Regions from separate parts of the Homo sapiens genome. Here region 2 is linked to region 1. The links are chromatin loops, found by intact Hi-C in ENCODE. Cell type or tissue: sigmoid colon. All regions are shown on one strand. Links, peaks and the distances in the headings refer to the core of each region. The heading gives the core; the rest is flanking DNA. Region 1 holds the start of LINC01797 (long intergenic non-protein coding RNA 1797). Region 2 has its middle 88 kb from the start of LINC01797.

Evidence for each region. Peaks named below come from ENCODE experiments on the same cell type or tissue, not always from the same donor. Only the 100,000 strongest peaks of a DNase experiment are listed, where the experiment ranks them.
Region 2: it touches region 1 in a loop (3-fold over the local background); 2 of 110 quality-filtered maps call a loop at or near these places.

The regions. Positions count from the first base shown.
Region 1 is chr2:66,693,460-66,710,265 of GRCh38, forward strand. LINC01797 (long intergenic non-protein coding RNA 1797) reads right to left here and starts at 9,768. Exons shown (of 3, transcript NR_110265.1): 1 at 9,659-9,768; 2 at 6,452-6,649; 3 at 3,571-3,836. It overlaps LINC01798 (long intergenic non-protein coding RNA 1798), which reads left to right. Exons shown (of 6, transcript NR_110156.1): 6 at 1,744-2,129. In sigmoid colon, for the core only: no CTCF peak of the experiment used is centred there; no DNase peak of the experiment used is centred there; H3K4me3 peaks cover 461 bases.
Region 2 is chr2:66,783,277-66,800,082 of GRCh38, forward strand. No RefSeq gene overlaps it. Among named protein-coding and RNA genes, the nearest start is that of LINC01797, 88 kb to the left of the region's middle. In sigmoid colon, for the core only: no CTCF peak of the experiment used is centred there; DNase peaks (open chromatin) are centred at 6,675, 7,805 and 11,065; H3K27ac peaks cover 172 bases.

The DNA of each region.
Region 1 (16,806 bases), core at 4,769-12,768:
TGTTAAAGTGCACTCAAGTACTGGAACCATTTAAAATGTATTGTGTTTTTAGTTGAAACCTGCAGCAAAACCACTCCTAAGAGGCTTAATTTAGGTTTTATAGGAGGAACATAAAAAAGACCAGGTTACAGCAACATGCTGAAATATGGGGTACATTTTAAATATCTTCATTTAAAAACGTATGTTTATTTCCCCTCCTGGGATCACTAACGTGTGTCTCCACAGAGAAAGCAAGGACATGCATTCTTAAAAATTATCTGTTAAAGGGATCACATTCCAAGACAGGTTTGAGCATTTTTATTACTACAGATAACCTCTTAATTGTGTCACTGCCTTCCACTTGTTAATCAGGGACATTCAACATAGTTAACCATGCAGTGGTTGTCTTTAGAAGAATACATTATCATTAAGGATTAGAAACACATTTTATTCCTATAATCATATTGCATGTATGGTTTTAGCACTGCTAAAACCCTATTTACCTGCTTTAAATACATAACACCTAAGAAAGGATTGAGATGCCTATAACAATGTTGTTCACTACTTCAAACTATGCAGTCCATGAAAAGCTTTAAGAGACAGATAATTTTACTTTTCTTGTCCCCCTCCTCCACCTCCCCCATGTCCCACGCAATTCCTATTTGAATTGATTTTAGGTTTCTTGTGTAGCCACCAGCATCTGAGATACTCAGGTACTCTTTCAGAGACCAAGGTGTAAGTGTGAAGTAAATAAAATCATGTTTCACTGTTGCTTTATCAACCCTCCTAGGTAGTTTTTCTGCCAGCCAACCTGCGCTGTTAAGACCCATAAAATTATGCAATAGTGACTTCTTTGGAGGTTCTCTAATCAGATAATGGCTGGTGTTGGGAGGCAAGGGCCCAAGGCAATGTTGCTGGTACTTAACACTGTGGTTGGTCATTACTTGTCTAGTAGAGACCAATAAACAGCTGATTACTGTCCTATATGGAGCCAATATTTTACATTTATCCTAGTTATTTTTTCCTTTTCTTTTTAAGTTCTTATAACAGGAAGTATTTGTCAAGAAGATATATGAGTAATAGCCTCCCAGGCACCTTAAAAATAAGAATTTTCCTACCATGAAATGATGCCTTTTGTGGAAAGGTGGGAATGATTCTGGTTTTTACAAGAGCAAAGGTTTGATTCGTTTCAAGCCCACTTCTTTCAGACAGGGACACTCCACGACACCATCCCTGCTGCTCCTTGTCCCTTTCCCCCTCTATGACAGGTTCACAGGCTGCAACCAAGGGATTTTAAAATGCAAAGGTTTACATTCATATTTGCACTCTGGCAATAACAGGCCCATTTTGCTTCCTCTGTAAGCCTGTGATAATTGATGCTTCATACCTGGAACTATGTTTCATTTATCTCTTTACTCATGAAGATAGTATATAAATAAAAGGTAATGTATGGAAAGGAACCAACCATCTGAAATAATAGTCCTAAATCCAACTAGATAATCTTTTAAAGCTGTAAGAGTCAGAGATGGAGATTTCTAAACTTTCAAAGAAAACTTGATTGCAAATGAGAAACCTGTGCATTTTTGAATGCTTATTGAATTTGAATGTCTGTGTGGGCCAAAAAGAATCAGAGGGACAAATGGAAGGCAGGAAAGAAAAGGTGTAAATTTTAGATGTGTTTTAAATTAATGTATTTAATGACATATTAGACTCATTACAATTTTATTGACTTTCCCTTTACATTTGAATGTAATTTTTTACTAGCCGATGCAAGCTGCAAAATGGCGAGTCTTCTAAGGTGCCTTTCCTTCCCTGGGATCCTCATCTTAGAATGAGCAGAGGCACATCGATAAGAACTGGACCTTGATTTCACAACCTCATACAAAGCCAGGCAATTCTTGAGCCAAACAAAGGGGGTGTAAGCTATTTCATTTATTTTGATAATCCTCCTCTTGCACGGGAGCATTTTGCTGTCTTTGTCAAAGTGAATGACAACAATTTGGCCAACTCTCTCTGAGCTGCACTCAACAGTGACAGGCAAATTATCAGAGGCCCTGCACTTCTTATTATCAGAGGAGAAGCCATCAGGGGGACGCATGGAGGATACCTCTCCCTTGTCACTATTTGTCAGTGGGACAAGGGCCACTGCTATGGGTAGCTGACAGGTAATTTCAACAATAACAATTACTCCTATTACTGGTGTCATAAACAATTCGCCCAAGGCATGACAATAGCAAAGCTTTATAATTCAATGCCATATAAATAAATGCCAGCAGGTAACAAGTAATTTAGCTCCAATCAAGCTTTCACCCCGGCATTAATATTGTTATTGCAAGAAAATGGAAAATTGAAAAAATTCAATATGTTAATGAATTAAGAGAGGTTCAAGGGCTAGACAAGACGAGTTGGAAAAAGGAAACAAAAATTATTGTGGTATCATATTTGGTGCCATCCTGGAGGCCAAACATCAGTATAATTACTTTAAGACAAGAAGGGGAACTGGAGTGCCTTAGATCTCAGAGCAGGGAAAAATGTGACATGAGCTTTCAAAAAATCCACCTAACTCCAATTTCTGAAGAATATAAGGAGAAATATGAGAGTGTATATATATAATGTAGCATTTCACTGGCTTTCTTTTTCTACCTGAAATATTTCATATGAAGCAGAAGCATGAGTATCAAAGAAACGTTTCCATCTGTTTAAGAAAATTGTATCAGCACCTGCTTCCTTTACATTAAGTCTCATAATGAAACTATTTTAATAATCCTTTTTTTTTTAATCTGGGGTGAAGGTAAAGCTGAAAGTCATCTTTGCTCTCCAGCTGTCCACCTTTTGGAAGTGGACTAGAGGATACAGTGTTATCTTCATACGTAAAACTTCCTGATCAAGCCAATTTGCAATTTTAGTATTTGTCCAGCAAGACAATGTGCCATCATGGTGACAGCAGTAAAAGAATTTGAAAATCTCTAATTAGGAGAGCTGCACACCAATTAACGCATGTCAAATTTCACTTCATCAAGTGCCACTCTAATTTTCCCTCTAAAAATTAATGGATTTTTTTTCTTTTGGTATGTGTGTGTGTCCCCTTAAGGCAATGTTGATTCAAATCTGCTCGAGATGCAGTGTTGCACAGCTAAGCATCTTCTTGATTACAATCCGCCACACTTCTAACTGCGCTCATTCGCACTGCCACGGATACTTTGTCAACAGTCAAATTACACCACGCTGATAACAATGCATAATGGTGTTCCTCCTCCAGTCCCCTGTCAGGAGAGGGGCTTCATAAAAATGTGATGTTTTCTTCTCAACTGTATCTAAAGGAAGTTTGTATGACCAGGTCCCCAGTCAGGTGTTGATTTTTAAAATTAGTTTGTTAATTTCAAAAAAAAAAAAAAAAAGAAGAAGAAGAAGAAGAAGCAAACTGATGGCATATAAAAAGTCCTCATTGAAAAAAAAATCAGCAAAGAATGAGGAATGGAGAATATCTATGGCCAAAGTTTTGCTTAAACACTTTGTTCTGAGACATTTTCAAGAGCACTATTCTTGGTTAAATACCAGATTTTTTTTTTCTTTACTTATGGTCTATAAACATTGGAAGCCTCTCTTGAACAGACTGTATTTAGATTGTGCTAGAAGTTTGTTTAACTGCCATATTTGCCAGAATCCTCAAAACATCACAGGACATAGAAGACAAATGACTTTGTGTGTTGCGGGGAGGGGGGTGGGGGGGAGTGCGTAAGGGGGTCAGGACTGTATATTCCAGATAAATGTTGATTCACTTTTAACTATTTTTTATCCTAGTTGCTTGTTGCAGATTGGTGTGTCTGAGGCATCAGCACGCGTGGTAATATTTCTCACTGAAAAATGAAAGAAAGAAATGTAGTGATTAGAAGATGATTTTACATTTAGTCTTTTTAGAGATTATTTAGATTTCTTATTTTTCAAAAACAATCAGAACCAGAACAAAAACAAGGAAATTAAACAAAATTTTAAATATATTCTCTCATAGATTCTTCAGGGAGTAGAGAACATTCACACGGGTTGACATCCCAGTTTTCTCAGCATGTAAGCATATTGTAATCCTATTTATTCACTAAAAATTTAAATTCATGAGATCTACACTTTATTTTCTTTAATCTGCAGGCCGAATACAGCTTCTTATTCACTGATGACTAACTCAAAATTTTAAAACGATATTTTTAGGTTTGTATTTCCGAATATTAAAAGTGTCTTCCTTATCTTATGGCCCCACCCCAGCATGTTCTTAAGTGGTCTATTTCAAACAAAAGAAAATGACATCCCCCTTTCAACTAGCCAAACATTAGATTCTCTCAGAACTGATTGGGGGTTCACTAGAAGTTTTGCAATTAGATTCATACAAATTGAATTATTTTCTTTTTTTCCAAACATCGTTCTTAGAACTTTATAAATATAGCAATACTGGCTTCACAGTTTCATGTGGCTCGTTTACAAATAAAGGTATTTTAATAAAACCAAGTTCTGTGTACCTTTGAAAAACAAAAAGCTGGAACAATCTCACATTAAAACATTACAAAAGGATTGTAAAGGGAAATTTAAAGGGAGAAAACTTGATCATATAATGCAATCCAGCAGTAATCAATTTTACCTTCAATATCTTGCTTTTGTTTTCAAAATGCTAAATAAACAATACATAATGCATCCCTCATCAGCCAAACCATGGAGGCTCTGTGCTCAAATAACAGGAAACATATTCAATTTTCCTAACAGAAGACAGTTCATTAAGCTGTGCCACATCAAATAAAACTTTAATTTCTCCAGCATCAGAGTCGCAATGAAAGCAATTGAAGAAGATGAGCCATATGGTACTTCTATCAGCAAACACATATTGCTCATTCCCCCAAAGTTTTCTAATTCTGCTCCCCAGACCTGTGTAATATAGATAATGTGCTCCGAGAGCAGCAACCATGAGCTATCTAGTGTACACTTCCAATACTGTATTTAATGGGAAATAATGAATCATAAAAGCCTAGAGAAGACGGCTTTTGCTAACCTAAATCTCAGCTGTAATTTCATTGTTCTGTGCCTAAGATGCTGTTTGCCCTTTCCAAACAACAGCAGTTGAACATAATTATGCTGCTTCGAAGCTGGGTTTGAAAAAGCATCCCTAATATAACCAACTTTCTATTAACTCCTGAAATTCTGAATTTAATGATGCACTGATACAGGCATTGAGATAACCAAGCATGTGTCATTTAAAAATCCAAACAGCATTTTTCTCCTTCTTCTCTTTGGTCAGACTGCTCAATGCTTTTACGCTTCCTCCTCCGCCCCCTGCTTGCGTCCATCCCCCACCCCACACCCCACCCCATGCAACAGGAGTGGCATGATTAAAAATGATGAGATTTTCTTGTTATTAGCAAATTTGACATTTGCCTGATGAAATGCACATAAAATGTGAAAGCTACACAGTACTCAGAAGAATGTCTCCACTCCAATCCTAGCTACCAAGATGAAATAATTTAGGTAAAGGAAATGTAAAGGTCCTTGTACATCTCTTGCTGCAGAATGCTAGGGTTGCGTTATAAATGAAAGAACCAAATATTGCTGAGCTTTTAGAGTGATAGTATTTTGACACATGTGAAGCACATAGTGTTTCTTCTCTCACCTTAGCTGCTTTGACAATTTACTTAAACATAATACACATGCTCAAAAGCAGCAATTTACATGTCGTGAGCCCAGCCTTTCTCTGGTTTGAGATCTTGGGGCTGGGGCTTTGTTCATTTTTAGGAAAAAATGTTGCTTTTTCCTCTAACTAGGTCAATAATTCCAGCTTTTCCATTTTTAAAGCTTATCAAATCATTATTTTACCAACATGATGCTAATTTAGAACATCATCAGATAACACCGTGGATACATATTGAAAACATATTTTAATGGTTTTGTTTGTTTTGGCATCATATGAACCAAGAACAATTAAATTAAAAAGAGACTTTTAAAAGTTAGAGATTGCCTTTTTAAAGCTTATTAAAATCAGCATGTTAACATGCCTGTCTCTGAATTAGCTCTCACACTTGATTGCCATCATTAAAACGAGTTGTTCGGGTGCTGCTCAAAGCCGATTCTTACTAGTTATTAACTTGAAATCTCTTTCCATTGAAATGTAAAAAAAAAAAAAAAAATCATTCTCACTAGTGGAAGAAACAGTCACCAAAACATGAACTAGCACAGCAAGCCAGCAACATTAAACCACGAAAAGACCAACAGGTAAAATAACTACAGTAACATCTAAAACACACTCAGGGAAAAAAAAAAATCACAACAACAACAAAGAAGCAGTTCATTGATTATATTTCATGAATGCCTTAAAACAAATGTTTAAACAGTTTTCTGAAACAGTGCAGAAAACCTCTGCATGCTCCACTGGGTTGCAATGACAATGGTCTATTGCAATGTAAAACACGCTGGAGGATAAAAAGGTGCTTTTTGTTACCATTTTATCAAAGCTGTTCATCTTCGAGCTGCAGGCAGCATTTTGCTGGAATTGCAGATATTTCTCTGTCCAGGCTTCTTTGTTTGTGCATCTCATTTGCATATATTTATCTCCAGCTGAGGGTGCGTTCTGCTCATTAAGGCCTCCCTTCACATTATTTCATAAGCCAGCTGCTGAGAGGGATTTCACCTGTGGTGACTGAGAAAAGAGGGGTGAAAAACTAAATTCTTCATAAAAAGGAAATCTTCAGAGTCTCTTCCCCTATAAATGGGCACCATTTGTGTTAAACAGCCTCTTGTCATGATAGATGCCTCCAGAGGTCAGGGGTTAAAGTTGATTTGAAGGTCAGCAGTAAAACAACAGACAAACCAGACGCCAAACTGGTTCCTTAGCTGTCGGTGGGAGCTGTGGTACAACCAGGTCTTGAACCTTTTTCAACCTCTAATAAAACAGGGGATGAATCTGAAGTGGATCAACCAGGCCCCTGAGGAAGCAGCACAGAAAAACACAAATAATATCAATATCAGGCAGCCACAGGGAAACAATGGGGCATTTCTCCGTGCTACATGCATGCTGCTATTGTTTCAAGGGCTGGGGAATTAATTCCACTTATTTATTTAAGGCGTGTCAACTCACTGCCTAAACCTGTTTCAGTGTCAAGATGGATAAAACTTTTATGGCTCATAAAATAGAGCCATTCATCTCAATGTTCTTTGTGGTGGGTTTTCTTTTCTTTTCTTTTCTTTTCTTTTTTCTTTTTTTTTTTTCTGGCATACTGAGCTAGACCTCTGCTCTGAAACGGTTACATCTGAACCCATTGCTGCTATGATCCACACCATTTAAAAAAAAAAAAATTATTTCACTGGCAAATGGATCTCAACAGAAATGACACAGGGAAGCATTTTAGCTACGATGTAATAGCTCCAAAAATTCTTCTAAACAGTCTGCATGCAGTTGCATCTGTTTTGAGCATGCATTATTTACAAAGCAGAAGTTTTACTATTTTAGAGGAAAAGTTCAAAAGAGATAGCAGTAAAGATATTAGTTTTCTAGAATACTATGTCACATATTTCATTTTACTTTAGAAATGCAACCTTGTTAGGATAGCTCTTTCCCATTCATCATTTTTTGCCCAAGTTTCCACTGTTCCGTAGTCAGCTTATACTGATGTAATAATCAAATGCCTTCTTTAACTTGACTGCTCAGAATTTTATGTTTAATTTTCTGCATAAAATAGCACACATAAATGGAAAAGAAAATGCATTTATATGCTTTTTGTATTATACATTTTTTAAAAGTTCAGTTATAGAATTAATTTTACTTTTGATTTTCTGACAAATGACTTTAATAATAATATAAATAAACAGGTTAACATTTCTAAAGTGCCACACACAATGTGAAGCACATGTATTTTCTCATGCAATTATTAATTCAATCTAAGTCACACAGGTCCACTTAGAATGGACTGTAATAACACTCTTTATTATCCACAACATATTTTAGTTGAAACAAAATGTTCCAGTCACACAATATCATCACCGTAGTAGATCATTATAGCTTTAACAGATGACATCATGGGAACACAGTTGCTTTATATTGAAATGAGTAAAAAGAAGCAATTTGATGATATTTCACAAATTTTCTAATCACAGCCTCAGCCATGTATATTACACGTTTTTGCTCCATTGTAATGTAAATTGATTTGTGGAGGATTCACTTACTGTCTTATCCTAGTTGCTTTGTTTTTGAGTTCTCTATTGAATATTGTAGACTTTACATATGATGCTAGATTATTTCTGATGTAGTCAGTTGGTAGGTAAGGGTTTTCCCACATGAACTCAAGTTTTTCCAGTAAGTAGATCATTTGAGAATGGCTCCAAATAAAAGTGGTGCTTTCACATTTTGCTGGTACACAAACATATGGCCCTGAGGAAGACGGATTCATTTTGGGGTGCTAAGCACTGCTCAAGATGTAAGTGCTTTTTATTTCCCATTTGAACTGGTGCATGCACCTTACAGATGGACCAGTTGCTTTACATACTGGTGGCCCATTTACAAAGCAGCCCTGTTTGAAAACAGATGCTTTCAAGTGGGTCACCAGGCTCTAAGAAAAATATTTAAACCCTTAATTATTGGCTTTTGGTCGTCTATGGCAATGTGTTCTCATTTAAACATAGAGCAGGGGATTTTTCTTCTATAACCAATTACAGTTTAAAAAATGCAACGAATCTTGCTTCACACAAGGAGCTTAACTTGTGGTTGGAGAAATTTTCCAACTTATTAAATGTTGTTTATATCCTCATTTTTGTCTTCCCAAAGCATTTTATAACTCCCTCTGTAACTGACTTATCAATTTTCTTTCTGACCTTTCATATTAAATTTAACCACACCCCCACCCCCAAACCCAGAGCCTCCAAGCAACTAGCCTAGAGCAAAAATATACAATTTACTCTCTCCATATCTCCACCGACGTCTTTCGTTTTTCTTGTACTCTAATCTAATCGGTAATTCGTAAGCTTTGGCCAAATAGTTAAAAATGTTAAGTGCTAGCAAAGCCTTTTACCTCCCCCTCAGATCTGTCTCTGTTTATGGAATGGGTCCCAGTTTCCTCCTCTTCTCCTTCAGCCTGGGGTCTTCAGGTCAGAACACAGTAAATACACACAGCCCTTGCTGGACCCATAAATCTGAGCAAAGGGCAGGCCTATATATTCAGATAAGCAGGGGCAGAGATAGGGGCTTGAAAGGAGGGAGAACTAGCGGAGTCTGAGGCTCTGCAGCCCTGTTCAGAGAACTGAACTCAAAAGACCAAGAATCCTTAGTGCAGAAGGAGGAATTTTGCCTTGAAACATCTCCCCTTATTTCTAATGGATGAGATTGGCACTGCTTCCTCTTCGTTTATTTTATTTTTTCCACGTTGCTTATATTCACATCCTTACCAAATGTATTATCTTAAAGGCAATCAAGTTAAACAATAAATTTAATTTATTTCCAATGTCTTTTTTTCTTAAGTGTGTTTGTGTTTTGACCTGTGTGTGTGTGTGTATATCAGTGATATGAACTGAAGTCATTTTACTAGAAAGTCTTCTCTACTGTAATTTTTCAGTCCCAAAGTTTTTGACTGTATAACTGTATTCTTACTGACCACATTGAATCCCCAAGAAAAATACCTCTAAAGGAGGAATGACAAAGTGACAAATAAATGCTTACATATCCTTCAGTCTTCCAGGCTTCTATTTTATTCCTGGGTTCAAATATTTTCTGTTGGATTTTCACTTCTTGAAATTTTCAGTGACTCCTGGAAGACCACCCTTCTTGGGGGATGTACCCATTGTGACCACAGATAATGTCACCATGGAAAATCCTGGGCAAGATGACCATGGCTGAGAAGGTCCTTTCTATCACACTTGACAGAATCACTGCCTGATTCTTCTTTAGATGCAATGAGTCACACCACAGATTCGTCTGGGTCATTTCAGACTCCAGGAAAATGTGTCACTCGATTTGTTTCCGAGCAATGTTTTGTATTTTATTGTATACATGTATATCTAATTGTAATCTGATTTCTCTAGGTTATTCTTTTTGGCTAATAGAGAATAGATTTTTAAAAAATGCTAATTCATGTTCCTCAAAAGGGGCTTCTTTTTTTCTTTTCCTCGGTTGAAAAGTTAGTGATAATTCCAGGTAATTAAGAACATTTTATGGAAAAAAATTGCCAAGAAAGTAATTGGGCTGGGAGCCCAGTGTGTTACACCTACACTAGAGCCTCATTTTTGACAAATCTCTGAAATGATAACAATAATGATAATAATCATTATGTATCGTTTATCAAGCACTTACTTTTGGTAAGCAATGTACTAGGAACTTAAGATATATATTAATTTTTGTCTTTACAAGTGGTAAGTGATGTACTACTCTATAGTCTCAATCTTATAAATGAAAAAAACCCTCCGATTTGAAAAGTAAAGAAACTTAATCCAGAACACACATGGAAGCCCAGAATTTGAAAGTGGTTTTGGCTGCAGAGGGCTGTCTTCTGAGCTGCCTCTCCATAGCCTCAGGTTCTGCATCTTCAGGATGAGTGTCTTGGGTGGGAGGGTGTCTATGTAGTGGTGATCTTCCATGGCCAGTTGATTTTCTCCCGCCCCTACTCTCCTGAGCCTAGCCTTGGCATTTTCAATAGCTCTCTGGCATCTGGGCCTGTCTCTCAAAGACCTTCTGGACCACATGTCTGAAACGGAACTCACTGATTCTCTAGCTGCCATGTCTCTACTCTGTGATCCATGTGATGTTTAATGGGAGGGAGTACCCTCGATTCTGTAGTCCGAACTTAAGGCTCTCTAACTACCTACCTTTTTTCACCTGTCATGATTATTATCCAACCTGGCAGAGAAGTGACCTGTGCAGGAGGCATTACAGTCTGACCACCTGGGTTTGAACCCTGACTTCCCTGTTTACCAGCTGTGCAGTGCTGGACAAGTTACTTTACTCCTCTGCGCCTTGATTTTTTTTCATCTGTAAAATGGAGTCTAAAATATTATTTATTTTATAAGGTTGTCTAGTTCAGATTGTTGGTAATGTTTGACAGAACTATTAAAATAGCCTTCAGGCTGCTGTTTCTGCAGTGAGGCTCCTCCTTCCATAATCCAGCCCCTCTGGATTACAGAATAAAATAAATAATAAACATGATAATTTCCTGCTTAAAAATCTTTAAGACTCCCTATTGCCCTCAGGTCGAACTATTGAATCAGGAAAAGGCTTTCATTATTTTCCTCCAACTGCCCTTTCCAGAGTCATTTTCCACCATGACCCTCTAAGCAATTTCCACTCTAGCAGCAAAAAATTATACATATGATGTTCTTTTATTTCTCCAGACTTTTGACTGTGCTGTGCTCTCTCTATCAGGAATGCCCTTCCTTTCAATTTCCATGTAGCAAAAGTACATTTATCTTGCATGGCTCAGTTCAAAAGACACTTTTTTTTTAAAGGCAGCATAAATTGAGACAGTCACTTCTAGAATGCATTCCTCTGTTTTAGAACCTAGTATGTTGATAACAATCATATGCATGGTAATTATTTGTCTACCACTAGGCTGTGGACTGCTGTGGGGAGGGACTATGTTTTTTTAAACTTAATATCTTTTGTTCTAGGGCCTCACATGTAGTGGGAGCCTCCCAAATTTAGATTAATATATAAAATATCTTTCCTCACTCCTAAAAATGACTTAGAGCAAATGTGAATCAAATGACTGTAATGTTGTTAACTAGTTGAATTAACTCCTGTTAGCTTAAGATAATAAAGGCAGTGAACTTGTAACAAAATTAAATTAAAAACTGAAGTGCAATTATAGTGTTCTTACTGTCTCCAAGATAAAACCATGATACATTTTTTTCCTAGCACACGTTACATTTTTTCTGACATCATAAGAAAATCTGAGAACAGAAATCCTTTCAAGCATTTCGTTTGATAGAGAACATCTATATTCCATACAGCATTCCATTAGGAAAGGAGCCTGCTTTTCTCTTATCTGTCCTTACTCTAAACGTAATATCTTATGGGAGACAGTATATTAGCGGTTAAGATCATAAGCTCTGGATCTGGAATGTCTGGGTTTAAATGCTGGTGCTGCCATTTATAAGATGTGTAATGGCTGGAAACAGTTTTCTTGGGACCTGCTATCTCATCTGTAAAATGGGTACCATAGTAACATTCAGTGTAGTGAGTGGTTATGAGGATCAAATGAGTTAATGCATCTAGCACTTAGATGAGAGTTCATGTATCTTGCACTTAGATGAGAGCCTGGCTTATACTAGGTGCTCTAAAAATGTGTCTTCTTATTTGGTTGGTGTTTATAAGAGAGGCACCTGAAATCCTGATAGAAAGGTGAGGAGGATTTCATCATCAGGGAACAGTGGAAAGAGATGGAGAAGTCTTGAGAGCTTGTGAGAATGTCCATTCACCTGTGCAAGGACCAGTTTATCTATTTCAGATATAATTCCAACACTTCCATGATTCAGTGCTTCATTTCATCATTTTACACATGGAATTACGTGTAGGAACGAACCCAAGTGTAAACTTAGCCATCAGGAAAGTTAGCTCCAGAACTATCTTGCCTGAGTTTGAATCCCAGCTCCATGACATGCTGGCTGTCTCACCCTGGGCAAGTGTTTTCATTTATTAAAGATTAAATTTTTTCATCTGGCAAATGAGGAAAAAAAGAGTAATTTTTGCCTTTTACCTGTGGTGAGAATTAAATGAAAAACCATCACTCAACATGCTTATCACAGTGCCTGTCGTATAGTAAGTGCTTAATGTGTTGACTACTATTTTCATGTTGCAAATATTATTGAATATTTTTACCACATGGTGTGGTTTTTTCAAGTAGTTATTGAAGAGAGTAAAAACATTTATTTATGTAGACTTAAAAATGTAAGGTGAGCACCTCTATACTCACCATCCCAGGTTATAAAATGAAAGGTTGCCACTTTCTTAGAAGTCTCTGCAGGCCTTTCTGGGCACATTCCCATCTCTCTCTCCAGCGCGTTACTGTTCTCCTGGCCTTTGAATCATCGTATACTTGCTTTACTTTATAATTTTAGTTCTTATAAATGTACCACTAAACAGTATGTTATTTGGTTTTGTCTTTTATGAATATTATAGTAATGTAATTGATATATATTTTATATTCTGTGTTTTGCACTCAGCAGATGCAGCTGGATTGATGCATGCACTGTAGTTCATTCAGTGTCATGCTGAATAGTATTTTATGATATCAACATCCTACAATTTACTTTGCTATTATTTTTTCTATTGATGGACATCTGGACTGTTATTTATTTATTGCTATCACAAAGCCTGCTATATAGAACATTCTTGTACATGTGCCCCTATAGGAGACTTTCTATATATACACCCCGGTGTCTATATAAAGACTTTCTTTAGGAAGTTAGACCTAGGAGTGGAGTTACTCACTTGTAAGATGTGGGAATATTCAAATTTACTTGGTAATGGTAAACTCTTTTCTAAGTGGCAGCACATGAAGGAGTTTTCAGCAGAAGATTATTAGGTACATATTTCAGATCCTCATAAAAATTATATATGTGGTAGTTAGTCTCCAAGATTCCACAGTTTCAACATAAAATCCAAATCATCCACTTCTCTTGGTGTTCATACCCTTGTGTGGTCCCCTCCCACATTATGCCAAGGCTGGTCTGTGTGACCAGTATAATTCAGGAAGAGTGATGGTATTGTTGCTTCTGTTTTGGACATCTTTCTTCTTGTCTCTTTTGCATCTCTCACTCTGGGGGACACAGCTTCCCTGTTGGAAGCAATTCTATGGAGAGGCCCATGAGGTGAGGAGCAGAGGCCTCCAGCAAACAGCCAGTGAGGAGCTGTGGCATGCCACCAGCCATGTGACTGAGCATAGGAGCCAATTTCTAGCTCCTTGGATCTTGAGATGACTGCAATTTGAGAGCTTGACTATAATCTCATGAAAGATCCTGAACCAGAATTGCCCTGCTAAGCTGCACCTGGTCATGAGTCCCCCCCGCCCCCCCCCCCCACACACAAATGTGAGATTATAAGTATTTGTTGTCTTGAGCTAAGCTTTGAGGTAATTTTTTATGCAGCAAAGATAACTAATACATATTCTATTAAAAAGGTGAAAAATTCCAAGTTCCCTTAAGGAATATGTGAAATAAAGCAGGATATTAAAACAAATAGATTTGAAAATGGATAACATTAAAAGTTGATGCACCTGTAATTCTAGGTGCTATTAAGTTAGTTAGCCATGTAAAAAAAAACCCATAGAGATGGGAGACCAAGGATAATTTGTGATTCATAACCTGTAACAACGCATGTCAAGCGTGTTCACGTTTTTTTAGTTGATCTTGATTTATCATTATTAGAGTCCTTTAGATGTCTTTATAAGTTATTCTTGATGCAAAAACATTCATTATAACATAATAGCAAAAAAGAAGCCATTTAGTTATACAGAAATAAGAGAAAAGTTAAATATGTCATATATCTACTAAAGAGAATATTATAAAGTCATGACAAATATATACATATTTTTTAAGTGACATATTCCAAGCATAATGTTAAGTGACAACAGCGGGATATGCTATACAAACAGTATAAAACCAACTATTCAGTGACTTAAGGGTGAAAATGGCATCTCTTAGTTGTGAGATTATGTGGGAATTTGTTTTCTTCATTAAACTTCTGGACTTTCAAAGTCTAATAAACATACGTTAAGACTACTATTGTTAGAAAAAAGTGTATTTAGCATTGAAGAAATTACTTTTAATTCATTTTTAGTAATACAAAGAAATGCGGACAGCAAACTTTGCCTTCAGATTGGGCAGAAAATCCCTATCAAATATATATCAACAATGAGCATCTGGAAAGGTTCCGGTTGCTATTTCGAGTTGGCTTCCTTTCAAATTATCTTGATCTTTGGATCTAATCATAGTCCTCTATCTTGTTATAATTGCTGGTCCTTTTGATTTCTCTTACAGAAGTGAAGATATATTCTAAGAAGTGTATCCTTAGATGATTTCGTGGTTGTGTAAACATTATAGCATGTATTTACACCAACCTAAATATTATAGTATAGCCTACTACACACCTAGGCTGTGGTGGTCTAGCCTTTTGCTTCTAGGCTACAAACCCATACAGTATGTTACTATTCTGAATACTGTAGGCAATTGGAACACAATGGTAAGAATTTGTATATTTAAACATAAATGTATAAGAATTGGTACATCCAAACATGCAAAAGGAAATATTTTATGATAATATCTTATTATGGCTTCAATGTCACTAGGCCATAGAGAGGAATTTTTCAGCTCTATTATACTCTTATGGGACCACCATCATATACGTAATCCACTGTTGGTGGAAATGTCATTGGAAGGCATGACTTTTTTATTCATCGTTTTGTGGACTTCAGAGCTATTGGAGAATCAGAGGGTAAATTCACAGAATACTCTAAATTTAAATGTGACTAAAGTTTATATTCTTCAGTTTCTGCTCATGAAGTTGAGAAGAATAAGATAAATGCGATTTCACGGAGGCATTGTGGAGGCAAGGGTTGCCTAATACCTTTTTATATCAGAAAGGATTTTTATCTAAGGCAGCCAATGCTGGCATAATTGAAGAAGGAATTTAAGTTGAATAGGAGCTGGAGTCATTGCCTGCACAGTGACACTTCATGGCATAATAAGTATAGAAATTTTTGATATTAGTTTAAAAAGAAAAATTCTCAAAACTTAGTGTTTGAATAGACTGAAAGTGTTCTTTTTTTGTTTTAAAAATGCTCTTTATAACCATATTTTTGCCCATTAAATTAAGCTTGGAAAAGACCTTAAAATAGAGTATTTAATTTGGAAGAATTAAGCAAAGTTCCATCACGCAGGAACTGCTTCAACATGTTGGTGTATTTCTTCTGATATTTATATTTCCTTTCTGCATTTCCATTACACCCTGTACTTTTAGCTTGCATGCTTTGTTATTACTGAATATTTCCTTCTAGACTGTCAGTTCCCTGAGGACAGAGGCTATGCCTTTCTGGCTTATCATCTTTTCCTCACCTTAGAGTTTAGTAGGTGCTTAATAAAAACATGTTGAATGAGTAACTTGGTTGGACAATTACACGGAAAAGAGGAAATCCATGAGTAGAAAAATAAGTGAAAGTAAAGCTCTATGCCAGTTGAGACTATTGGCAATTTGAAGTGTCAGTGTCCTTCTGTTCTTGGTCCCAGGTGCCATCAAAGGTAGGTGGAACCAAGGCCAGGTACCAGGTGCCACCTGAGTGCTCCAGGGCCAGTGCCAAGTGGAAGTTCTGGGAAGGTTTCTGTGAGGGTGCTCAGTCAGTGCCAAGGAAAGAGATCACACCTGGGTTTCTGAACTCCAAAAGGGCAAAGCAGAAGAAGGAGCTTTGGGTTTAGCAGGAAAATATCATGGCTTTTGGCTTTATTTGAAACCTCGAACACTGAATCATATTTGCTTCTCAAAGCAGTGAGCTATTTTGTTTTATCATGTACAAAATACTGATCTCAGGTATTTCAAGCAATAGGAAAACATTACCAGTTATGGCAAGCACTGGAATTTATAATTTGGTGACTCTGCAAAGATCTAATCATTCCAACATCATTATTCCAAGCGTTATTTGATTAATCATTGCATTTATAGAGAATCTCTTACCAGTATTTATTGTTTAGATTTTTCCAATGCCCTCATCACTGAGGTCTCTGGTTGCATGTGTAGAAGATTAAGAGATACAATAAGCTAGGAAGAATAGATCAAGCAACACACACTAGACCTAGGCCAAACTAAATAAATATGTCTATTTCTAA
Region 2 (16,806 bases), core at 3,344-11,343, 88 kb after region 1:
AGATTTTTTTTGTTAAGAAAGACAGACTAATGGCTATAATGTAGTGACAAGTAATTATGCAAGATGCTTAGTATCAATTGACGGTGCAGGGCCCTTTTATTTGAAGTAGCAGAAAAGGATGCAGGGAAAGAGAACACATTAGCTGGTTGTGTTGTGGCTTCTTTGGGCTTCACCTTCCGGGCAAAGACATAGTTGGGTGGGGCCTGAGGGAATGAGCTCCAGGAGAATAGAGTATGAAGTTACTGAGTGGTGAGACAAGGATGAATTTTTTTTTTTTTTGAGAGGAAGTCTGGCTCTGTCGCCCAGGCTGTAGTGTAGTGGCGCAATCTCGGCTGACTGCAAGCTCCGCCTCCCGGGTTCACGCCATTCTCCTGCCTCAGCCTTCCTAGTAGCTGGTACTACAGGCGCTCGCCACCACGCCAGGCTAATTTTTTGTATTTCTTAGTAGAGACGGGGTTTCACCGTGTCAGCCAAGATGGTCCCGATCTCCTGACCTCGTGATCCACCCGCCTCGGCCTCCCTAAGTGCTGGGATTACAGGCGTGAGCCACCGTGCCCAGCCAAGACAAGGATGACTTTTAAAAAGTCTTGCAATATTGGAAATAGCTGGTTGGTCACTTAAGCCTGGCTGGGTCAAAATATTGAGTGAGATATTGTGGAAAATGGGAAGCTTTGCAGGAAATACCCATGCAATGAAAGTGATAAAGAAAAACATTGGGTAACTTCTGAGGTCCTTTCCCGCCTTCTAGCTTTACAAGGCATAGAATATTCACTGTCATGTCCATAGTCTTGAAGAGTTGATGACTTATATGCTTAATGATGTAACATCATCTGAATTGGTAGGCGGTAGAGAGTGGGCAAAGTATTGGTATTTTTGAACATAAGACTAAAAGATTCTACTTTTGGGGTGGGAGGGTGAGGAAAACCATAACTTTTTTGTTTGTAATCCTCTATAGCGCAGGCTCATGAAATTGAGGAATCGCAATCGAAAACTCTTTTGACATGTCTTATAGATTCTTGGAGACAAAAGCTTTGATTATTGAAGAAAAAAACGTTTAAGCAAGTTAAATGACCAGTTTGGTTTGAAAAATAGCTCAGGCTGGATTGTCCTGTAAGACTTTTATGACTTAATGTTAAACTTCATAAAGACAGGTGAGCCAGGTGCAGCCTTGAATATTTGTAATAATAACAATAATAATTATGAGGTGTTAATATTCAGGCCTTGCCTTTGTTTAATAGCTTATCCTGGTTTTTAAAGTGCCATACATGCATCGACTCTTTGATTATCAAAAACATCCTGTGAGGTTATATAAGGTTAGCCATCATTATCACTATCTGAAAGATGAAGGAATAGCCTCAGGTAGCTTAAGTGATTTATTGTGGCAACTGATAAGGGGAAGGAGCAGAAAGGAATGAACAATTATTGAAGATTTATGACTCACCAGATCTTGGACTAGAATATGCATATATGTGTAAGGCCTCAAAACTACAATCGAGTCCCTTTTTTTAACAGGAGATGAAATTGGACTCGAACAGGGGGAGCAAACTGACCCCTCGTCAGTAACAAGCAAGAGAGGACAGTGGGTTTTGAACCCAGGTACCAAGCTCTGGCTACTCATCTATACTTTCTCTCTCTTGATCATAATGGCTATTCTGGTAAAAAGAAATTTCCCTGGTCCAGAACGTAAGGAGCTTAGAAGTTTTCACTCCATCCTAATAACAAGTAAAAAGCTGTACAAACAAAAAATCAACAACTCTTCTCAGATCCTTGCCCCCATAATTGGAGAGACAGGCAAATACACCTTACAGGAGGAGAAACCCAGATAGAAACAAGTGCTGGGGTGGGAAAACCTGAACTATAATTGACAAATTGCTGGAGGCTCAGTGTGGACAAGTTTAAGAGGTAAACATTTCAGGTGGATCCAGTTACTGGGGGAGCCCTCACAATTTTGTGAGTTCTATCTCTAAAAGCTCTATCAGGCAGGTTCTCACAGTGAGGATCAGAGAAAAATAATCCCCTTGGGCTTCCTGTACAGAGAGGGAAAAAGTGACCCTCTTGAAATATACCAGAGCATTCTGTTCTTAACGAGGCCTGCCCTCAGCAGAAGCTATTTCACCAGAGCCTCATCTATGCAGGTGTTATCAGAGCCTAACCGATCTGGGGAAAGGGAAATAGCTTCAGCCCATTCCAGCCTTCCACATGGACGAATAGGCAGAGACAGAGGACTTTTGGGGCAGTAAAAATACTCTGTATAGTACTATACAGTAATGTCATTATACATTTGTCCAAACCCACATAAAGTACACCAAGAGTGAACCCTAGTGTGAACTGTAGTCTTCGGATGATTATGATGTGTCAGTGTAGGGTCCTCAATTGTAGCAAATGTACCACTCTGGTGGTGGCTGTTGATGGTGGGTGAGGCTGTGCATATGTTGGGGGAGGGGGTACGTGGGAACTCGCTGTACTTACTGCTAAATTTTACTATGAACCTAAATAGATGAGGGTACTAGTAATAATTACTCCAGGAAAACAGGGATACCTTGAGTTGTCCAGGGCAAAACAGAGAGAATGGTCACTTTACTTATGGCTTCAAGATTTCCAAGGGGAGCTGAGTTGGGGTGTGTGTGCCTGTGGATGTGGATAGTGGATTAAATCCAGTTTGATAGTGACCTTAATTACTTTACCGTAAGCAGTGGGCTCCTCAAGGGTACCCGCCTTGCTTTTCCTGGCATAGAATGTCTCCACTCCATTCATGGAGTGAATGAATGGGCTAAAGGCTTAGGTACTTTTCTTCTATGTTTCTTCCATATCAGCTTCCTCTATTAGGGTTTCTGATTCCATCAGTGTGTTTTCTGTTTGTTCAGCATCCTTCACTCTGTCTTCGTGATATCATTCCTCTTAGACATGACATTCTCAATAACTATTATCTCTCACATTGGTTTTTCTTTCAGATATTTTTGCTTTTCTGTCTAAAGTCACACTATACCAGAATTTGTAGCAAATTTGTGTCCTGGGATTTGGAAGCTGGGTGGCTAGTACCAACCTGATGAAGTGTGGTAGAGAAAAGCTTCCAGATTAGTGTATTATGGAACACATACTTAATATGCATATTACAGGAGAAAACAAGTGGAGTTGATTTAGAGGACTACAGTGGAGTTGATAAAGAAAAAAATACATAAGATCTTGATAACACAAAATAATCTTTTAAACCAACAAAATGAACCAACAAAATACAGCAGATTCTCATTACAAGGGCTGGATATACATAATTTTAAGCCTGGATCAGGCTAAGCATAGGCAAATGTGTGGTATGACTAACTGAGAACCTGGATTGCAAGTTAGAAAATCTAAGTTCTAACCTTGGCTAAGAGGAGTGGCTGTGTGGCTTAACCTTCGAGGCTCAATTTTCTTCATCTGTGATGGGAAGGAATTCAGACCACATACTCTTTAGGGCCTCTTCTAGATTTAATAGTCCTTTTCATGATTTTTTGAAGGTACTTAAGCTTGAACACCCCAGAAGCAGAAGAGGCAGCTTACACTGTGGCTTGAATCCTAAGAGACATTGCTTGTAGGCCTGTACGACTCTATTCTCATAGTGTGGAAGTCTCAGACCTTCTGTGTCCTGCTCATGTATTTATTGGAAAGACCAGTTACCTTCAGAAACAGGGCTCAGAATGTCCCAGCTTGGAGAGATTTAGACCAACCACATAATTTCACAAGAAAGAAGCTAATGCTCAGAGAGAGAAACGTATCTAAATTCACATAGCCATGTCAGAGTGAAACATTTGCTAAACTCTCTGTCTCCTGACATTGCCAAGTCTTCTGACACTCTACCTCATTCATTCACTCACTTATTTGTTCAATACTTTCTGAGAGTCTACTATGCAGTCAACACCTTTTACACCTGTCAGGATTCAAAAATAAAGAAGACATAATCCCTATTTACAAACAAGATCTTTTAAGATGTATGTGTTGATAAAACTCATTGTTGTTATTTCTTTTGCAGTTGTTTTCATTCATCAGCTGCCTGCCTTAATATTACCACTGAAGAATTTTGTACGTTTGTTTTTCTGGTGTGGATGGCATGGCAGAATGGTAGATACTGCATGGATTAAGACATGCTAGGCTGCAGAAACAATAGCCCTCCATCCTCTACCCCCTGCCAAATAGAACAGCTTACAAAACAAGTGTATTATTTTCTAATTTTATGGGCAAACAGAAGCTTTGCTCCCTGCAGCTTTTCAAGGACCCAGACTGATGGAGGTTGTGCTATTTTTAATACAGACTTACAGGGTTACTTGTAGTACCAATATTTGGCCAAATGAAAGGAAGGAGAACAGATGATTTCTTGTCGTCATTTTATGGACCACAGCTTGCTATGGCACGGAACACTTTTGCTCACATTCTATTAGCTAGAACCTAGTCACATGACCACACATAAATGAAAGGTAGGCTGGAAAATAGAGTCTAGCTCAATGCCCAGAAAATTAAAAAAAAAAATTGGTTTTAGTGAACTGTCAGCAGTCTTTGCCACATTGCTGTATGCCTAAACCTCACCTTCTATTAAACCATTCTGTGAATTCCTGTTCAGATTTAGTTCCCTTGTGGAGGGTGATTTGTATCAATTTTTAAATGGGTGTATTCATCCCTATTGAAAGTTAACATACTTGCTTTTTTTTTTGCTAGATGTCTTTAGAATTCTGCAAATAAATGGTTCAATATTGCTGTTTAATAATCGAACACAGAACAAGAGCTGTAAAGTTTTATCTCTATGTCTTGCTTGATTTATTCCTCACCATGGACAACATACATCTTTTTAAAAATTTATTTTAGTTTGAGTTCTGGGATACATGTGGAGAATGTGCAGGTTTGTTACATAGGTATACAGGTGCCATGGTGGTTTGCTGCACCTATCAACCCATCATCTAGGTTTTAAGCCCTGCATGCGTTACGTATTTGTCCTAATGCTCTCCCTCCCCTTACCCTACCACCCCCGACAGGCCGCAGTGTGTGATGTTCCCCTCCCTGTTTCCATGTGTTCTCATTTTTCAACTCCCACTCATGAATGAGAACATGCGGTGGCTTCTAGCTTCATCTATGTCCCTGCAAAGGACATGAACTCATTCTTTTTTATGGTTGCATAGTATTGCTTGGTGTATATGTGCCACAGTTTTTTTTATCCAGTCTATCATTGATGGGCATTTGGATTGGTTCCAAGTCTTTGCTATTGTAAATAGTGTTGCAATAAACATATGGGTGCAAACATACATCATTATACAACATCTCACTTACATAATACTTTTATTAAAATAAGCAAAAAAACAAAAACATCAACAGCCACCACAAAAACCCCTGCCTTACCTTAGAGGTAGTTCTGAGGAGTTAAAGGAAGACAGTTTTTTAAAAATTTATTTTATATATTTTTAAACTTTTAAGTTCAGGGATACAAGTGCGGGTTTGTTACATAGGTAAGCTTATGTAATGGGGATTTGTTGTACAGATTATTTCATCACTCAGGCATTAAGCCTAGGACCCATGAGTTATTTTTCCTGATCCTCTCCCTCCCCGCAAACTCCACCCTCCAAAAGGTCCCAGTGTGTGTTGTTCCCTTCTATGTGTCCATGTGTTCTCATCACTTAGCTCCCATTTCTAAGTGACAGTATGCGGTATTTGATTTTCTGTTCCTGTGTTAGTTTGCTAAGGATAAGAGAGTTAATTACATATATTTTTAAAAACTGAATGAAAGATTACTGGAGAAATAACTTATGTTTCATGAGAGGAATACATTTATATAATTATGGAAATATGATTTTGCCTACCATTAACAAATCAACATTAGAAAATGTTTTAACCCCCCAGCATGCGACCTCATCACTAAATTTAAAATATGAAATTTGATCATGACATAGGTATGAGTACTAGACCAGATTATGATACCTTTTTAAAGAGGTACAAAGGGAATCCTGGACTGAGGGAGTCATTTGAGTATAATTTTAATTTAAAATGCCCCAGGAAACAGTAAGTATTCTTTGTCTAGATTTCTATATGGCTCATTTCTGCACTTTATTTTCTGCTCATATCTTTTTTTTTGGCAAGGCTTCTACAACTACCCTATCAAATATAGCCTCCCCCATTACTCTCTACTCACCTTACTAGCTTTATTTTTATTTTTATAGCACTTTTGCTAGCTTGCATTATATTATATATTCACTTGCTCGTTTGTTATTGTCTTTATTCATCACTAGAATATAAGCTCAAGGAGGGCAGAAACTTGATCTGTGTCCCCAGCAACCTTGAACAAACAGTACCTGAATTAGACTAGATGCCCAATAGACTTTGGTTAAATAAATGACTTGCTTGTTTCACATAGATGCAAGATTACTTAATGGCCACAATGGAGGCAATGGACATTGGTTATGACCCATAAGTGCTATTCTGGGTGGTTGCATGCCCAGAGCCATTGTAAACCTGTGCCAGTTAAGCTTTTGCCGCTGAAATGACTGCCCGAAACTTAGTGGCTCAAAGCAACAATATTTACTCAGCTTATGACTCTGTAGGTCTGCAGTTTTGGCTGGGATTTAAGCTGGGTGGTTCTTTTCACCTTGGCTAGGCTCACTCATGCGTCTGTCGTCAGGTTTGAGTCAGCTAGGTGGCTCTGCTTCCAGAGTTGGCTGACTGTCACCTGTGGTGATGGGGCTGACTAAGCCATGTGTCTCTCATCATGTAGCAAGCCAGACCAAGCTCCACATTGCACATGCTCAGTATTTCAGAGTTAGAGCAGAAAGTGGAAAGCTTTTTGAGGCATATGTTCGAAACAGGTACAATGAACTTCTGATGCAATCTATTGGCTGGAGCATGCCATAATGGCAGCCTAGATTCAAGTGATAGAGAAATAGATTTCACCTTTAAAAGGATGGAGCAGCAAAGTCTGATTTTAAGAAAATGAATCTGGGCAATGGGAGAGTTTGTGGCCACTTTTGAAATCTATCACCAAGCCTTTATTGTTTTGCCCTGAAGGACCTCCTGATCCTGTACAGATTCCTTTTCTACTAAAACATGATAAAATCAAGGCAACTAAATGTAGAAAGCTCAAATGCATATCTAGGAGCAACATCCTCATCTGCATAAAAAGGCCTTTTCTGTGAGGGAGGACTGATTGTTCGCCATCTAATAGCCATTTCGTTTTCCTTCTCCCCCACAATATTAATTATATTCTACTCTGCATGCATCTCTGCTCAGCTATCTACCTTACCTCTCAATAAAAAGAGATAGCGTTTCAAAATAAATAGCCTGATACACTGTAAAGATGCTGCAGGTACTTAGAAACAATATTTTCTAAATATTTATAAGCTATATTTCAAAATCTGTTACATTCAGTGAATTATGTAAATAAATATCAGACCTGCAAGTCACCATCCCACAGCTCCAGTGCAGCAAGTCCAATTACTCATCTATAAACAGACAAGTCATCATTTAAACTCTGTCCTCTGACTTAGAGCTCTGTCTTTGGATTCTATCCAGCTAAACAAATCTAAAGTGTGAAACTTGTTTTTTCTTACTAAAAGAAATAAGAAGAATGTATTTATTATGAGGGAGAATGACAGTGTTTATTTTATTTGCTTTTGAATTGCTTTAAGACATAAGAAAAATCCTCTGTGTAAACTGGTTCCAATCTCAATTGGAATAGGGTAAAGGGACATGCGGGTGGGAACAGGAGGTGAGAAAAGGAAAGAGGAAACAGAGAGCACATTTGCAGAGAGCTTGAGCTTAATTTTCTTGAAATGCTCCAGGCTTGCAGAGCTGCAGGCTGGAAAGACAGGTCAGCCAGATGTCAACACTTAGGTCACAGTTCTGGAACAATGTTCTGATTCCCTTACATGGTTGCAGGATATGAGGATGAGAGGGAAGCAGGAAAACCCCCAAGTAATTCACATTATGTGTCCTTGTAGACCATCCACACTCTCTGCCCTCTCTCTGTCCTGGCAATGCTCATCTCCCAAGAGACCAGATCCAGATCTAGGAAGAGAGGTAAGAAGTCTGCACTAAAAGCCTGGACATAGTAAAGTTCATAGATGGAGTTTAGGCACTAGGCTATGAAGGTTTTGGGAAGAAAATGTTCAGTGTGCTATGGGATTTTGTAGGACTTCCATGGAATCTTTAAAGGTAGGGAGCAGATGAATCTAGAAAAAGTACCTCCAGCAAGATGAGCAAAATCGAAAAGCTAGAAATGCATGTCAGGTACTTATGGTTCTTGAGAAGGTGACACTGAATGCAGAGGGAAGTTGGTCTGCAGGCAGAGAGGTTTGTGTTGGGGAGTGGTGAGGGCTTTGAAGACAGAGGCTAGGTGGGGAGCTTGGGATTTATTCTAGTGGTAATGGGAATCCACTGAGGACTTTTATACCAATATCTAAAAATGAGCACGTGAGATGTGGACAGGAGAGTTATGTGACACCTTCTAGCAAGATTGAAAGTCCAAGATCCAAGCTCCCTATTCCCAGTAATGTATCTTAGCAAAGGTACATGGAACAAAGCGTGGCCTATTGACCATCTATAACCCACCAGAATGATGAAGAATTTCTGTGTCAATGGTAGATACTGACTAACAAATGCAAGAAACTGAGTCAATCTCTATAATTCTCCATCTCTCTCTCTCTCTGAGGTTATTATATTCAAGGGACAGTCATAGGATTACACGCTCTAGGAGTGATGGTTAATTTTAAGGCTTTTTGTCAGTGAGTGCAGAGAATGATCCTTCTGGAAACTCACAGTGCTTGAAAACTTGAAACCATCTCTTTTTAGTTTCTCCACTCCTCCCAATGTTTGCTGCTGGTATTGTACTATAAATCTTTACAGGCAAATTCTTTAAACAAACAAATAAATGAACAAATAAACAAGTCTCGTGAGCTAATAAAATATCCCCTCCATCATTCCTCACAACAGCCTCTTTTCTGTCAATATGGTTTTCATTTATTCAGATCAATCCTTTCTGATTACTTATATTGGTTCTCTCTTTTCCAACTATTCTCAGGCAGATTGCTGTCTGGCAAGGGCCACTACTGAGTTTTTATGTTTACTTTATTGATCTTAGGAGATCAACCCATCTGTTTCCACTGTCCTCCAAGCAGATACAGTTTCTCAGTGAAAGATAGTATTTTTTATTTCACAGAGGTGTAAAAACCCCCTTTAGCTCATTTCTCAAATTTTACTAGTTATAAAAATCTTCGAAAAGTTAATAACTTTCCATATTATGCAATCATAATCATTTGTTGCAGAAAAAATCAAATCACAGGTTTTGATTTTTATTCTCCTCAATAGAGGAGAATAAAATCAAAGAGAATTCGAATTTACAGAGGTAATGATCGGTAATATGTGGATGTATGGCATCTACTATTTTGTTCTATGCACACACACACACACACACACACACACACAAACATTCCTATACTCAGATTTTGATCTAGGAATCAAAGAGATATAAAAATTGTTTTATTTTCCTAAGCATTTTTAGACAAAATTTGATTTGCAGTCACTATTACTCAAGATGTAGGAAAATATATGACATTGCTGTGTTATTTATATAGAGTCCTTTATGAGCAACTTAAAATATCAGTATTTTCCTGGTTTATTCAAGCTTGGCAACACTTAGAGCTTCTTCACCAAATTTAATACTTTTTTAAAAAAAATCAAGGTCATAATAAGTATTACTGGAGAAGGAAAAGAAAACAGACCAGCTGATAATTATTGTGGAGCCAGCTACTAAAAAGGGTTAGGGATCTTTTAATAAGTCTGTTAGCATTTGCACCACTGTCTCCTCGCACACCAATTTGAGATTTTACAGCCTCCACATAAATATTTTTAAAGATCCAAATTGGTTCTTTGAGATGTGAATGACAGAACTTGTTCCCTTTGCTTAAAAAAGGTAGTCCCATTGTTTAGAAGCAGTCAAATGCTTTAGCCTTAAAGATACAGTTTATCCAAAGAAAAGGGATTGTAATCAATGCAACATACAATCTTGTTGAATACATTCTCCTCAGCAAGAACTTAGGAGTTATTAAAGCACCTCTCCAGAAAGAGAAATGACTTAAAATGCCTTTAATCCATTGTGTTATTTTCCCCAAAGGTTTATTATGAGTAGAAGATACCTTCAGAGTCAAAAAAGAAAACACTTTGGAAATTAATACAACCTAGGAAAAAATCTAGTAGCTGTAATTAGTCTATACTATCAACAAACATACAACAAAATATCCATATGAGGGTGGAACACATTTTTGTCTGAACTTAGTTCTGATTCAATATAGTTTTTTTTCTTAAGTCACAATAATGTAACTTAAAAAGTTTCTAGTAATATTTATTGTATGTAGCCTAGAAGATGAAAAGAATGTAACTATTATTCTTGGTTTGTTTTTAGGTTATTTACTTAGGGCTAAGCACCTCATTTTTCTTGTATACAAAAAGTAATTATGCAGTCAAAAGAAATATAGCTCATATACTTCAAAACATATGAAAAATGTAAAACTTTATTACACACATTAATTTCTAACAAAGGACATCTCTAGCATCAGTATAACTGGGACAAGCCAGATAACTGATGTATCTATTCAGATGTTTCTCCCAAATGAGTTTTATAAAGGCAAACAAACAAATAAACAATTTCTTCTTTTATGTCTGTCTCTCTTTTATAAATTTTCACTTCCCAACACAGGCAATAGTTTTGGGAATTTGTGTGTATGTGTGTGTGTCTGTGTGTGCGTGTGTGTGTATCTGTGTGTGTGTGTGTGCGTGCACACATGTACATTAATATATTCTGTTTGTTAGTCTTGCTAGTCCCTCATTTCTCATTTCTTATGTTGTAAAGCAAAGATTTGAAAACCTGCAAATTATGAACTAAATACGTTGATGGTTTTTCCAACTTGGATCTTGCCCATCCTGACCTAATGGAAATGTCAGCATATTCTTGGAAAGCCACGGTTAGTGTGAGTGAGCCAGGCCTGTTCTGGTTGCCCTCATTCTTTCACTCCCCGAGCAGTGGCTCCTGGATAACAAGGTCTGGATTCTTGCCACTGTAGGCAGGAAGATTTGTGGCTTGACTTCGGTTGTCTCGGGGGTCATGGCCGATGCACTGGGGGCATCATGCTGCACAATATGGTATGCAGCTCATGTAAAAGTAAGGGGTGGGTGGCTCTCGCCCCGTACACACTAAATAATAACTGGAGAAACCTTTTGATCAATAAAAGATAAAGAAATAAAAGCAACACAGCAAACCTTACCTTACATAAGGGAATAGAACATAAGATTTTAAACTGTCAAGCCAGAAGCAGTTCATGGAATCCCCTCATCCTGGCTAAATATGCAAGAATTATCTGATATTTGAAGCTATTTATTTTTGAATATAAGTAAGAAAGAAGTTTGTGAGAGAAAGTTTAAGTGTGTGTGTGTGTGTGTGTGTGTGTATGTGCTTGAGGGTTGGTGAAGCCTCAGGGAGTGGCTTAGAGTCATGAGAAATATCACAAGGAAAAGGAATAAATAGTTCCTTTCAGGATAAGGGAATATAAAGTTTTTCAGCAATAAGAAGCTTTGCACTCATCGAGTTCCAGCAATATGATATTTTGAACATCTAAATAAGATAAAATCTGTAGGCTACCTTGATGAGTAACTGATTTAATGATACAATGATTTAATTTCACAAACGAGATTATTTTGAAGAAAACAACTGATACAGAAGTCAAACATTACTGAAATATAATATGATTTCCCCCCTTTTATACCTTCTTTGTTTCCTTCTGCAGTAGTGGTAGTAAGGGAAAAATCTTCAGAGAGCGTTAGCTATGAATGGTTTTTAAGAATTTTCTGAATGCAATTTTTAGGAGGACCAATTAGACTCTGGATGGAATGTCAATACTCCAACCTTAGCTTGCCAGAGAAGAAATAACAAGCTTGAATTTGACGTCCTCCCTTTTGTTTTTTTCAGCTTCCCTTATATGATGTCCAGTGTGTTTCTGGGTGGTTGGACAGGAACTGATACAAAGAGATTCCTGAAGAAGTTGTCATTCAAATGCAAAAAAAAGTCACCTTGACATCTAAAAATTAAACTTGTAAGCTGTTAAATAAGAACAATTACTCTGTAGTTAATACAATTGCACTTAGACACATTCTTAGGTGATTTTTGATATCATAAAGGCATATATCTCTTTAAAGCAGTCAAGAATATCTTTAAGCCAGGTGTCTGTAGGCTCATGTCTGTAATCCCAGTGACTCAGGAGACTGAGGTGGAGGATTGCTTGAGCCCAGGTCTTGAGTTCAAGACCAGCCTGGGCAATATAGCAAAAAAAGAATTATATCTTTAAAAAGAGAGACCCTCAAGTTTGCCTAATTTTTTATTGTCAGATTATACACTATTTATGGAGATGAATCTAAGAAGTGTTAAGTTTCCCATGAAGCTTTCCAAGGTCTTTCACCCTCCATTGAGGGTCAATTTATGTATTAGATGTAGTGTCAAGAGCCTGCAATACTGTTAGGGGCTCATAAAATCAGAACAAAAGTGAATTTTTGTGTCAAAGAAAATGTTTTTGCATGTAGTAGTATATTCAACACTGTCATAGAATACAATTTAACATTTCTTCAGGGAAAAAGGGCCCATAAAGGTGAAAGTGCCTCTAGGGCTTGTGGAAGTCACGGTATGACCCTGTCTCCATTCACTTTCTTGCTCTCTAAGACCTGCTTCCCTGTTTGCACTTTTAAAATTCATAAGGCTCAATTTCTTTTTATTATTATTATTATTATTATTATTATTATTATACTTTAAGTTTTAGGTTACATGTGCACAATGTGCAGGTTAGTTACATATGTATACATGTGCCATGCTGGTGTGCCGCACCCATTAACTCGTCATTTAGCATTAGGTATATCTCCTAATGCTATCCCTCCCCACTCCCCCCACCCCACAACAGTCCCCAGAGTGTGATGTTCCCCTTCCTGTGTCCATGTGTTCTCATTGTTCAATTCCCATCTATGAGTGAGAACATGTGGTGTTTGGTTTATTTGTCCTTGCGATAGTTTACTGAGAATGGTGATTTCCAATTTCATCCATGTCCCTACAAAGGACATGAACTCATCATTTTTTATGGCTGCATAGTATTCCATGGTGTATATGTGCCACATTTTCTTAATCCAGTCTATCATTGTTGGACATTTGGCTTGGTTCCAAGTCTTTGCTATTGTGAATAGTGCCGCAATAAACATACGTGTGCATGTGTCTTTATAGCGGCATGATTTATAGTCCTTTGGGTATATACCCAGTAATGGGATGGCTGGGTCAAATGGTGTTTCTAGTTCTAGATCCCTGAGGAATCACCACACTGACTTCCACCATGGTTGAACTAGTTTACAGTCCCACCAACAGTGTAAAAGTGTTCCTATTTCTCCACATCCTCTCCAGCACCTGTTGTTTCCTGACTTTTTAATGATTGCCATTCTAACTGGTGTGAGATGGTATCTCACTGTGGTTTGATTTGCATTTCTCTGATGGCCAGTGATGATGAGCATTTTTTCATGTATCTTTTGGCTGCATAAATGTCTTCTTTTGAGAAGTGTCTGTTCATATTCTTTGCCCACTTTTTGATGGGGTTGTTTGTTTTTTTCTAGTAAATTTGTTTGAGTTCATTGTAGATTCTGGATATTAGCCCTTTGTCAGATGAGTAGGTTGCAATTAGGCAGGAGAAGGAAATAAAGGGTATTCAATTAGGAAAAGAGGAAGTCAAATTGTCTCTGTTTGCAGACGACATGATTGTATATCTAGAAAACCCCATTGTCTCAGCCCAAAATCTCCTTAAGCTGATAAGCAACTTCAGCAAAGTCTCAGGATAAAAAATCAATGTACAAAAATCACAAGCATTCCTATACACCAATAACAGACAAGCAGAGAGCCAAATCATGAGTGAACTCCCATTCACAATTGCTTCAAAGAGAATAAAATACTTAGGAATCCAACTTACAAGGGATGTGAAGGACCTCTTCAAGGAGAACTACAAACTACTGCTCAATGAAATAAAAGAGGATACAAAGAAATGGAAGAACATTCCATGCTCATGGGTAGGAAGAATCAATATCGTGAAAATGGCCATACTGCCCAAGGTCATTTATAGATTCAATGCCATCCCCATCAAGCTACCAATGACTTTCTTCACAGAATTGGAAAAAACTACTTCAAAGTTCATATGGAACCAAAAAAGAGCCCGCATCGCCAAGTCAATCCTAAGCCAAAAGAACGAAGCTGGAGGCATCACGCTGCCTGACTTCAAACTATACTAAAAGGCTACAGTAACCAAAACAGCATGGTACTGGTACCAAAACAGAGATATAGATCAATGGAACACAACAGAGCCCTCAGAAATAATGCCACATATCTACAACTATCTGATCTTTGACAAACCTGAGAAAAACAAACAATGGGGAAAGGATTCCCTATTTAATAAATGGTGCTGGGGAAACTGGCTAGCCATATGTAGAAAGCTGAAACTGGATCCCTTCCTTACACCTTATACAAAAATTAATTCAAGATGGATTAAAGACTTACATGTTAGACCTAAAACCATAAAAACCCTAGAAGAAAACCTAGGCATTACCATTCAGGACATAGGCATGGGCAAGGACTTCATGTCTAAAACACCAAAAGCAATGGCAACAAAAGCCAAAATTGACAAATGGGATCTAATTAAACTAAAGAGCTTCTGCACAGCAAAAGAAACTACCATCAGAGTGAACAGGCAACCTACAAAATGGGAGAAAATTTTCACAATCTACTTATCTGACAAAGGGCTAATATTAAGGTTCAATTTCTTAATCTGCCAAATAAGAGTGTTATGTCATAAGGCTATTCTGAAGATTAAATAAAAGCAAACCCAAGAGCATTTTGTAAACTGTAAAAAAACTTTCACAAGTGATATCCTGTTTGTGATCATTATTGTCTGTCTAGTCATGGGAGCCAGAAATCTGGGATTAAATTTAAATCCTGTCTCTCCATCTCTTCTTCCAAATGGCTGCCAGCTCCTCTGATTTCCACCTCTGAAACCCACTTTTTCTCTTCCTTTCCCATTGTTATGACACTTTCTCCCTCTTTTTAAACCTTTTTTATTGTGGAGAATTTAGACATAGAAGAAGATAAAAGTCTACCAAATCTTATGTACCCATTACTGAACCCCCAAAATCCATGTTGCTCTATTCACATCCCTAACCAGTTTTGAGACAAATCTCAGGCATCATGTAATTGCATCCATACATACTTCAGTATGTTTCAGTACAAGATAAAAACTTTAAAAAAAAATCACTGCAATACTATTATAACCCCTGAAAAATAGCAATAACTCTTTAATTCACTAAATATGTAGTCAGGGTTCATTTACAATTGTCTTACAAATGTCATAAATTTTTTAAAATACTTTTTATCTGTCAGACTCCAAATAAGATTCTAACATTGCGATTTGTTGGTCCGTTGGTCCGTAGCTCCCTCTCAATCTCTTTTTTATTTCTCTGCCATTTATTTATTTATTAATCTTTTACCTGTGCTGTTGCTCTAGCTGTCTTGTACTTCCAACCTCTTTTCTCTCTGATTTACCTTCCATGTTGCTATTGAAACGATATACAGTGGATTAATTCATGTGATTCTTATGCTTAAAATACTTTCCTGCCTTCAACATGTCTACAGGATGAAGACCGTGTGTATTTATTAATGCAAGGTGCTGTAGCCTTCAATAATATGGGCTAAACACACTTTTACAGATTTTTTTTTAAATTTAACTTTTAAGTTCAGGGGTACATGTGCAGGTTTGTTACATGGGTAAACTTGTGTCATGGGGATTTATTGTACAAATTATTTCACTATCCAGGTATAAAGTCTAGTACCCAGTAGTTATTTTTTCTGGTCCTCTCCCTCCTCCCAGCCTCCACCCTCTGAAAGGCCCCAGTGTGTGTTGTTCCCCTCTATGTGTCCATGTTTTCTCATCACTTAGCTCCCACTTATAAGTGAGAACATGTGGTATTTGGTTTTCTGTTCTTGCGTTAGTTTGCTAAGGATAATGGCCTCCAGTTCCATCCATGTCCCTGCAAAGAACATGATCTCTCTCTTTTCTCGGCTGCACAGTATTCCACAGTGTATGTGTACCACATTTTCTTTATCCAGTCTGTCATTGATGGGCATTTAGGTTGACTCCATGTCTTTGCTATTGTGAATAGTGCTTCAGTGAACATACACATGCATGTGTCTTTATGGTAGAACTATTTGTAGAACTTTACAAAAGTTCTACTTTGTAGAACTTTATGGTAGAACTATTTGTATTCCTTTCAGTATTTACTCAGTAATGGGATTGCTAGGTTGAATGATAGTTCAGTTTTTAGGTCTTTGAGGAATAGCCACAGTGTTTTCCGTAATGGCTGAACTCCCACTAACAGTGTATAAGCGTTCCTTTTTCTCCATAACCTCATCAACATCTGTTATTTTTTGACTTTTTAATAATAGCCATTTTGACTGGTGTGAGATGATATCTCATTGTGGATTTGATTTGTGTTTCTCTAATGATCAGTGATATTGAGCTTTTTTTATATGTTTGTTGGGTGCATATATGTCTTCTTTTGAAAAGTGTCTATTCATATCCTTTGCTCCCTTTTTAATGGGGTTGTTTATATTTATCTTGTAAACTGGTTTACACACTTCCCCAAATTAATTTTCAACTATCTCTCCTATACCTATGCCCATAAACCACCACATCCAACCTTTGAACTCCAGACCCAAATGCATTATTATCTTTCAGGACC